Regions from separate parts of the Homo sapiens genome. Here region 1 is linked to region 2. A link is an interaction called in ENCODE POLR2A ChIA-PET data of the cell type or tissue named here. Cell type or tissue: OCI-LY7. All regions are shown on one strand.

The links. ChIA-PET counts read pairs that join two places held together with the same protein. Peaks named below come from ENCODE experiments on the same cell type or tissue, not always from the same donor. Only the 100,000 strongest peaks of a DNase experiment are listed, where the experiment ranks them.
Region 1: POLR2A ChIA-PET joins it to region 2 with 10 read pairs; 1 of 35 experiments calls an interaction of 5 or more read pairs at or near these places.

Annotation. Positions count from the first base shown.
Region 1 is chr6:107,106,814-107,111,813 of GRCh38, forward strand. The region is part of intron 1 of BEND3 (BEN domain containing 3); the gene reads right to left. Among named protein-coding and RNA genes, the nearest start is that of BEND3, 6.2 kb to the right of the region's middle. In OCI-LY7, no CTCF peak of the experiment used is centred here; no DNase peak of the experiment used is centred here; H3K27ac peaks cover 437 bases.
Region 2 is chr6:106,714,252-106,719,251 of GRCh38, forward strand. LINC02532 (long intergenic non-protein coding RNA 2532) reads right to left here. Exons shown (of 7, transcript NR_033557.2): 7 at 3,201-3,991. LOC105377927 (a long non-coding RNA gene) reads left to right here. Exons shown (of 4, transcript XR_942841.3): 4 at 1,984-2,261. Among named protein-coding and RNA genes, the nearest start is that of LINC02526, 21 kb to the left of the region's middle. In OCI-LY7, no CTCF peak of the experiment used is centred here; DNase peaks (open chromatin) are centred at 1,210, 1,950 and 2,855; H3K4me3 peaks cover 2,162 bases; H3K27ac peaks cover 3,625 bases.

The DNA.
Region 1 (5,000 bases), 390 kb after region 2:
CCCAAAATGGTCTCAAACTCCGGGCTTCCAGCAACCCTCCGGCCTCAGCCTCCCAAAGTGCTGGGATTTCAGATGCAAGCCACCACACCTGACCCTTAACCCAGCCCAGTTTTCAAAGAGGGCTTTTTTTTTTTTTTTTTTGAGACGGAGTCTCGCTCTGTCGCCCAGACTGGAGTGCAGTGGCACAATTTCGGCTCACTGCAACCTCTGCCTCCCGGGTTCAAGTGATACTCCTGCCCCAGCCTCCCAAGTATCTGGGATTACAGGCATGCACCACCACATCCGGCTAATTTTTGTATTTTTAGTAGAGACAGAGTTTCACCATGTTGGCCCAGCTGGTCTGGAACTCCTGACCTCAGCTGATCCACCCGCCTCGGCCTCCCAAAGTGCTGAGATTACAGGTATGAGCCACTGCACCCAGCCCAAAAAGGTTTTTAACCGAGTTAAAATATTTAGCATCTAACACCAGGCCAGCTGTTTACCTACCCATCCAAGCTGTATTCTGTAATAGGAGCTGGACACATCTACCTCACCTCAAAAAGTTTTTGTGAAAACTACAAAGGAGAAAGTGTCTGACACATAGCACTCAAAGTTACCTATTATAAAGCTTCTTTTTTTTTTTTTAAGGAAAAGATGTTTAAAGTGCATTTTATTTTTTTATTTTTTTGAGACAAAGTCTCATTCTGTCGCCCAGGCTGGAGTGCAGTGGCACAATCTTGGCTCACTGCAACCTTTGCCTCCTGGGTTCAAGCGATTCTCCTGCCTCAGCCTCCCAAGCAGCTGGGATTACAGGTGGGCACCACCATGCCTGATTAATTTCTGTATTTTCAGTAGAGACGGGGTTTTACCATGTTGGCCAGGATGGCCTTGAACTCCTGGCTTCAAAGTTCCACCTGCCTTGGCCTCCCAAAGTTCTGGGATTACAGGTGTGAGCCATCCCGCCCAGCCTAAAGTACATTTTAATAGTGAATTTTTAAGAACTGCAAATTAAATAAAATGGCTTAAAAGATTAAAAAGGTTTAGTAACTTTTCTTTCCAATGAAACATAGAAACTGGAGGGAGGGGGATGAAACCAAATAAAATGCTCTCCCTGAGGACAGGAGGAATGTTCCCATGCCATCCACTCTGGTGCCGCGGGTCTCTGGGTTCACAGGACCGGCTGGGAGCCTCAAGGGTCTCAGGACCCAGCCCCCTTGGCAGTGGCATCCTGCCCAAGGGACTTGCAGGACATGTTCGCAATTTGTTTTTATTTTTAGGCACATCTGCAAATGCAGTTTGAAAAATACCAGTCCTCACAAAACCAGGGCAATTTTCCCCAGAGTTTTTCTAAAGCTGTAATTGTAGCTGCCTTCCTTATTCAGTCAGAGCACAACCTCATCTTCCGCATGCAGCCAAGCACAGCCGCACAACCCTGCCCGCGCGCCTGTGATTTGGCGTCTTAATCTTTGGTCACTTGCGTCTTCTGAGTCTTGAGTAAATGTGCCATCTTCCTCAGCTAAGAAGTTCCACTTACGTTCTCCCCAACCTCGTGGAGGGCTACCTCCTCACATGGCTCACAGGAGACTCTGCGTATTAACCTTGGCATGCAGAAGCTGAGGCTCAAGGTGGAAGGAGGGACCGCACATTCCAGCATCCAGCCATGTGACTGACTGCACAACGGTGACTAATTTTCCTAGGAGGTATAAGCTGAGTTTCCGCTGCACTTCCCATTTTATCAAGTGTTTTATTTTGTGACCACACAAGCTGATTAGGGTTCGGGGCAGTTGGGTGTATACTGCACCCCCAATCCTAAGCAAGCCTCAGTCCTTCGCTCTGCTAGCTCCATGCTCAAACCAAAACAGCCCCTGACATACAAGAAAAGGCCAGTAAATGACTTATTCAATTGAGCAATCAATGCCCTGATACTGATGCAACTGTGTTTCACTAGTCAGAAATAACTGAAAATCAGACAAGAGGAGAGGTGGCCACAGGTAGAAAAAAAATTAAGAGGGTTGATTGATTGATTGATTTGAGATGGAGTCTCGCTCTGTTGCCCAGGATGGAGTGCAGTGGTGCGACCTCGGCTCTCTGCAACTCTGCATCCCGCGTTCAAGCAATTCTCCTGTCTCAGCCTCCCGAGTAGCTGGGACAACAGTCATGTGCCACCACACCTGGCTAATTTTTGTATTTTTCACTAGAGATGGGGTTTGGCCATGTTGGCCAGGCTGGTCTCGAACTCCTGGCCTCAAGAGATCCACCCGCCTCAGCCTCCTAAGGTGCTGGGATTACAGGTATGAGCCACCACATCCAGCCAAGAGGGCTGACTTTAAATACACGTTTCAACTTGGATTAAAAATTGGTGGGGGCGGGGGGCGGTCTGGGCGTGGTGGCTCATGCCTGTAATCCCATCACTTTGGGAGGCCGAGGTGGGAAGATCACCTGAGGTTGAGAGACCAGCCTGGCCAACATGACAAAACCCCGTCTCTACTAAAAATACAAAAATTAGCTGGGTATGGTGGCACGGGCCTGTAATCCCAGCTATTTAGGAGGCTGAGGCAAGAGAATCCTTGAACCTGGGAGATGGAGGGTCCAATGAGCTGAGATAGTGCCGTTGCACTCCAGCCTGGGTGACAGAGCAAGACTCTGTCTCAAAAAAAAAAAAAAAATCGAGGTGGGGCAGGCATAGTGGCTTACACCTGTAATCTCAGCCAAAGACAGGTTGGAACACTTGACTCCAGGAGTTTGAGACCAGCCTGGGCAATACAGTGAATCCCCATCTCTATAAAAAATACAAAAAAATTGCCGGCACGGTCGCTCACGCCTGTAGCCCCAGCACTTTGGGAGGCTGAGGCGGACGGATCACTTGCAGTCAGGAGTTCGAGACCAGCCTGGCAAACATGGAGAAACCGCGTCTCTACTAAAAATACAAAAATTAGCCAGGCGTAGTGGCGGACACCTGAAATCCCAGCTACTCAGGAGGCTGAGGCAGGAGAATTGCTTGAACCTGGGAGGCGGTGGTTGCAGTGAGCCGGGATCATGCCATTGCACTCCAGCCTGGGCAACAAGGGCAAAACTCCGTCTCAAAAAAATCAGCCAGGCATGGTGGCACAGGCCTGTAGTTCCAGCCACCTGGGAGGCTGAAGTGGGAGGATCGTTTGAGCCCAGGAGGTTGAAGCTGCAGTGAGCTGTGATCGTGCCACTGCACTCCATCCTGGGTGACAGAGTGAGACCCTGACTCAAAAAAAAAAAAAAAAAAGGAAGCTGGGCACAGTGGTGTGCACCCATAGTCCCAGCTACTCAAGAGGCTCAGGCGGAAGCATTGCTTGAGCCTAGGAGTTCAAGATCAACCTGGTCAACACAGCCAGACTCTGTCTTACAAAAACTGGAGGGAGAGCATGGTATCAGGTGACCTGCTGAGAAAACTTCAGCTCTAAAACAATAGTTTGTAAAAGTGGTTTTCATACAAAATTCACAGACTAACATGCCAAGCATTCACTGCCACTCTTAAAACAGCCCCTCTCCTGTTTAACACTCTGAGGGCTGATACTGGCATGGAGAGCTCTTAGTTTGACATGTGTGGGGAACTTGTGGCAGCTAATCCCAGAAACCACAAGAGCTCTGGGTTGAAACAATGATGTTGCAAGAAATACTGACGTATCAGAAGCAGAAGAAGAGCATTATCAAATTTGGAGAAGGAAAGAGACTGTCAGAGCAAGGTGATACAAAGCACCAAAAAAATCAGTTTTTAGCACATTTTTTTGTGTGTGACTTTCTTTTTCTTTTTGAGACAGAGTCTTGCTCTGTCACCCAGGCTGGAGTGCAGTGTGGCACGATCTTGGCTCACTGCAGCCTCCTCCTCCCAGGTTCAAGCGATTCTCCCGCTTCAGCCTCCCGAGTAGCTGGGATTACCCACCACCATACCTGGCTAATTTTTGTATTTTTAGTAGATACGAGGTTTCGCGATGTTGGCCAGGCTGGTCTGCAACTCCTGGCTTCAGGTGATCCACCCACCTCGGCCTCCCAAAATGCTGGGACTACAGGTGTGAGCCACTGCACCCAGTCATTTAAGTTTCATTTTAAAAATTTATCCCGGTCAGGCAGTGGCTCACACCTGCAATCCCAGCACTTTGGGAGGCCGACACAAGTAGATCACTTGAGCTCAGGAGTTCGAGACCAGCCTGGCCAACATGGTGAAACCCCGTATCTACTAAAAATATAAAAAATTAGCCAGGTGTGGTGGCGCATACTTGTAGGCCCAGCTACTTGAGAGGCTGAGGTGGGAGGATCGCTTGAGCCCGGGAGTCAGTGGTTGCAATGGGCCTAGACTGTGCCACTGCACTCCAGGTTGGGTGAAAGAGAAAGACCCTGTCTCAAAAATTCCCAGAGTAAAATTGACTCTCTAGGAGTGTATCATTCTATGAAAGATAACACATGTAGGCTAGGCGTGGTGGCTCACGCCTGTAATCTCAGCACTTCGGGAGGCCGAGGTGGGCAGATCACCTAAGGTCAGGAGTTTGAGACCAGCCTGGCCAACATGGTGAAACCCCGTCTCTACTAAAAATACAAAAATTAGCCGGGTATGGTAGTGCATGCCTGTGATCCCAGTTACTCGGGAGGGTGAGGCAGGAGAATCACTTGAACCCAGGAGGCGTAGGATGCACTGAGCCGAGATTGTGCCACTGCATTCTAGCCTGGGTGACAGAGTGAGACTGCATCTCAGAAAAAAAAAAAGAGAGAGATAACACATACACATCCCTATAAACACCCCTAAAAAGATACAGAATAGGTTTCCCATTCCAAAGAGTAATTCTACAATTAATTCCCCAAGCTTACCTTAGCCAATGATGGGAACAATACAATTAGGTTAGCAACCAAAACCTATCACTTAACACCAAAATTAAGCACCAGGCCAGGCGCGATGGCTTACACCTGTAATCCTAACACTTTGGGAGGCTGAGGCCGGTGGATCACTTGAGGTCAGGAGTTCAAGACCAACCTGGCCAATAAGGTGAAACCCCATC
Region 2 (5,000 bases):
ATTCCACTCCCAAGTTTCAGGCTGGCCTATCTGGGAGACAAATGCCAACTACTGTGGTCCTACACATTTTTACCACCACTGCATGCAGAGATAAGAGAGAGTTACTGCACTTTCATTATGAAAAAAAGCAACCAAAATGGCTTGGAGTAAAAATGTAAATTTTTCCTAACCCTGCTTTATCTGATGAGATATCCACCTGCAGTGAGGAATCACTGCCAGTTTCCCCTCAGAAGGTGTAAAGATCAGGCTAGTTCTGGGAAGGAAGATTGAGTGAGCATATTATTAACCTAAATGGAATTAGATTTCCGTTTCAATAAAGATTCCCATTAAGGCTGCAAGCAATACAGCGACAGCAGTGCAGCCATAACCACCCACTGCCTGTAGGAAGATGTGCTTGAATTACACCTGGCTGTGCACCCCATTATCACTTCACAAAAGGTAGTAACTTGAGGTGGACCTCTGTGGTCACCGTGTCCTTCTGCTGATGCCACAAAGGAATCCTAGCTTGGATGCAATCAATAATCCAAACATACATTACTCATGTATCAGCATATGACAAGAGGATGACAGTGGTTAATCAGCTAATTATGACATGCTCTTTTCATCCCATAGTGTATGACTTATTGAATATTCTTGTATTTTTATGTTTAGTTGCAATGGAAAGGGTATGGCAACTATATTTTATTCAAACTGTGTCCATCAAGAAGGGCAAATCCGTATGTATGTGTGATTTTGTTTTTGTTTTTGTTTTTTTTGAGACAGAGTTTCGCTCCTCTTGCCCAGGCTGGAGTGCAATTGCGCGATCTTGGGTCACTGCAACCTTCGCCTCCCAGATACAAGCGATTCTCCTGCCTCAGCCTCCTGAGTAGCTGGGATTATAGGCGTGCACCACCATGCCTGGCTAATTTTTTTGTATTTTTAGTAGAGACGGGATTTCACCGTGTTGGCCAGGCTGGTCTCAAACTCCTGACCTCAGATGATCCACCCGACTAGGCCTCCCAGAGTGTTGGGATTACAGGGGTGAGCCACCACAACCAGCGAAATCCATGTTTTTATATCCCTGGGGGAGGCATTGCCAGGGCCTGCCATACTGGGGTAAGCAGCTACTCCAGAGTCTTTGTCCTGTTTACCTATTTCAAGTCTAATGAAAATGTCAATTCTCTTTTAAAAGACTTAGGAAAGACGTCACACACTGGCATCCTGTGAGCTGCTGCAGCCCTCAGATTTGTTTTGTATGAGCAGCAGGTTTTTTCATTGTGTTTTTGTTTTTGTTTTTTTCAATGAATTCACTGCCAGTCTTCAAAACTCTGCCCTCAGATTTGTTTTGTATGAGCAGCAGGTTTTCTCATTTTGTGTGTGTGTGTGTGTGTGTGTGTGTGTGTGTGTGTGTGTGTGTTTAATGAATTCAGAGTCTCTAAAAAAAACTAAGAAAATCTAACAGAAAAGTCTGGACTTCTAGTTTTTCTTGGAAAAAAAGATTGTCTGGCTATCCTGGGCCCAAATTCCCTCATGCTGACAAGTGGCAAGACTGAACAGCAACTGTTTCTGCGCTCCCGCTGGCCCCAGGGGAGGGCCGCTTTTTAATTTTACACCCAGCAGCTTCTTTCCCTTTTATCACCTGGCTACCTGCTGACTTGAGAGTACCATAAGGTAGAAACAGTCACCAGAAGACCACAGTTCCAGTCCCCACTGCACTGGGAAACCCTGGGCACCTACCATCACAATTTTAAGCCCTTCTTGCATATGAGGAGACTGGAGCCAGGGTGGTGAAGTGGCTTGCCCGAAGGCATTAGCCCAGTGTTCTTTCCAATGCACCAGTGATGAGCAACCTAAATGCAGACAAAAGTGCTTCTGTTGCTCAGAGAAAAGGTAGGGCACCGGGAGCTGAAGGCGCAGGGAGGAGGGTGCGGTGCAGGATGACTGCCTCACTTGCCAGATGTGTCTAAAAGAAGAATCCCCATTCTCTTCCTGTTTCCTCTATAGACAAATAATGTTCACCACTCCACTTCCTTGTTCCTTCACACCTGCTACTTTGGATTCAGACGAGAAGTTCCAAGAATCCCTGAGTCCACAGCATGACTCTGGTTTGCAGAACCTCTGTCCAGACCAGCCAGATCAGAATACAAAGGAAAGTGACACATCCTGGATCTCAACCCACTTCGATGGGAAGTCTTCCTGATAAATTTAGAGATAACCTAAAGCCCTTGGGGACTTCCTCTTGATTTGAATCTGCTGAACACCTGCCGCACCCCCACCGCACCCCCCCCCCCCGCCCCCCGCCACCGCAGATGAAAACATCAACTCTGCAGAATTAATGGATATGGGAATCACCTGGGGACCTCTCATTAAATTGCAAATTATGATTCAGAGGGTCTGGGGAGGGACAGAGACTCTGCATTTCTAACAAGCTCTCCGGTGGTGCCCACGCATCACCGGGGCCGGAGAACCTTCCATCATTCCAGCAATGCTCACCATCACTGCCATTCTTGCTCTTCTTTCTGGGGCCGTTGCCCATTTTCTCCATGGTATCCTTCTTTTTTCCTATTCTTTTCCTCTTTTAATCCTTTTTTTCTTCCCAGCCAACTCACTATTCCTATATCCCTGCTAACCCTCAATGCTCCTTCACTCAAAGATGAAGAAACTCCTGCCCTTTCTTCCTCCAGACATTCATCTCCCTCCCTCCCTCCTCTCCTCAGCTTTGTAGTGCCAGGAAAAGAAAGATCACCATTTACTGACAATTTTGTGTGAAGCACTGTCCCAAGTGCATTACCCATATTACTTAACTCTCACAACAACCCTGCAAAGTACACATTATTTCTGCCATTTTAGACATGAGAAAATTGGGACTTGGGGTGGTTAAAGAAATCTTGTCCTCAACCAGGAAGTAGTGATCTGAGATTAGAATTTAGATCTGTCTGAGGCCAAAGTCTACAACTTCTATACTGCACCATGCTCATATAAGGTGAACAATCTAGAAGGCAGCTGGTAGGAGTGGCTTCAGTAAAAAGGAATGGAATACCACGAGCTTCACCCCATTTATGCATCCTGAACCCTTCACTCCACTTTTGTTAAGTACATGCCCTATGAGACGGTTTGACATACCAATAATGAGAGCTGTTTCAAGAATGCCCAGATTAGCTAGGATGGTTGGGACCTAAATAGCACAGTAGTAATATTAAAGCCCAAAGTTGCCAATATGCTCAATTTTCAATGTAACCTTTTATTATAAATTAAGACCCATAACTGTACACACAGAGTCTGTTACCAAAAAAGAAATTCCTTCCATTGGCCAATTATTCAACCACATGAAGTCTACTAAAGGATGATGCCAAGCCACCCATCAGTCCACACAGGATCCATCATGGATGGATAGCCAGTTCCTTTTTCTCTCTCTAGTTTCTCTTCCTTGATTCCACCTCTAGGATCCCCTCGCTCTCTTATTGTCCTTTGCCTTGTCCTCAAGATCCTACCAAGAGTCCTGGCTTCCCACCTGGGAGCATGTACCAGTTCTCCAAACCTTTGTGTGTTTCTGATTCCTCAGACTACCGCATCTACAAACTAGGAAACTGTACTCTTGCTTATACTGGCCCTCTCCCTCCCTTGACTTTTATTAGATACATCAAAACAAAACAAAAAACTCCTTTTAAATTCTGTTAAAGATCCTGCAAGGTATGAAGGGAGGAGAAAAGGCAGGGGCTGGGTATGAGGAAAAGTCCATCTTGACATACAAAAATGTTAAAAGTCTATATACTCAAAGGAGAAGTGAAGAGTCAGACTTTTACATGTGGAACAGACAGGAAAACTGGGAGCAATATGGTGTAGTCATCAGATGTGGGTTCTAAATTCATCTCAGCTACCAACCAGCAGTGCAACCTTGGATAAGCTGTGTATTTTTCTCAATACCAGTTTCTTCATCTTTAAAGTGTGGAGATTGGATTGAACAATTACTAAGATTCCTTTGTTCTCTACTCTGCAGTGTCATCTCTAGCACCTAAAATAAAATAAACCAGAAATTAATGAAAGAGTGAAAATAATATTGCTCTAACCAGAAACTGAGATACTTGATTGAGTAAATGCATGAAAACAAGAAGGTAAAGAAACCATGATTAATAATAATAAATGAATAATAATAACAATAAAATATAAAAAATTAAATAAAGACAAAAATGAATGAGCCTATAGTTTTACTTTTTAAGAAGATGTTAAATGCCCTTCCAAAGTGGCCACTCATTATCCATAGCTATCAGTTACTTGTAAAATACACTGTTGGGACAATGCATATTCTATTCAGAAGTATATTGCCACTTAAAAACCTTGTTTTCCAATAAAAGCATTGAGTTATAAAATCAACCAACATTTTTATTCTAAACTATGGTAGGTAGATCAGAAATAAAATTAGGTCAACATGAATAATTTCCTTCATGGCAGGTTACGGAATTTAATGTACGTGATATTTTCCCTCTTTGAAGTTAACATGTAATTATGTTTGCTTTATGCCAATTTATCTGCTTCTAAATGTTCCAAACTGAAAAAAGGAAAACAAAGCCTGCCTGTAGCTGCCTCTTCCTTCATATACACACCAGGCCAAAAGACAGAATGGCTGGAGGCATGGTCTCCAAGTGTGTGCTTTGCGGGAGGCCTACCCACCCTAAAAGTATAAGGGCAAAAGTGTATCTCTTTGTGTTTTGGAGCTGACTGGCTCAGTAAAATTTTCTAAGTCAGTCTGCACGTACACCACTTCCTCAGTCTTATAAGTGAGGACGCCCTCCTGCATCTGGCCCTTAGAAACCTGACCCCTCCTGATTGGTCATCACTTATTTTCTGGGAATCAGCTTTCATCAGCCCAAACCCTTCCAGCAGAAGGATGCCCCAGCCTCTCTACTCAGGGGATAACTTGCCCAGGAGAAACATTTTTTGTGATGATGTTCTTCTCATTCTCTTTCTTCTGTAACCCCATCCTGGCCTCAGGTACCCATGGTCTCTATGCCAAAATCACAGGT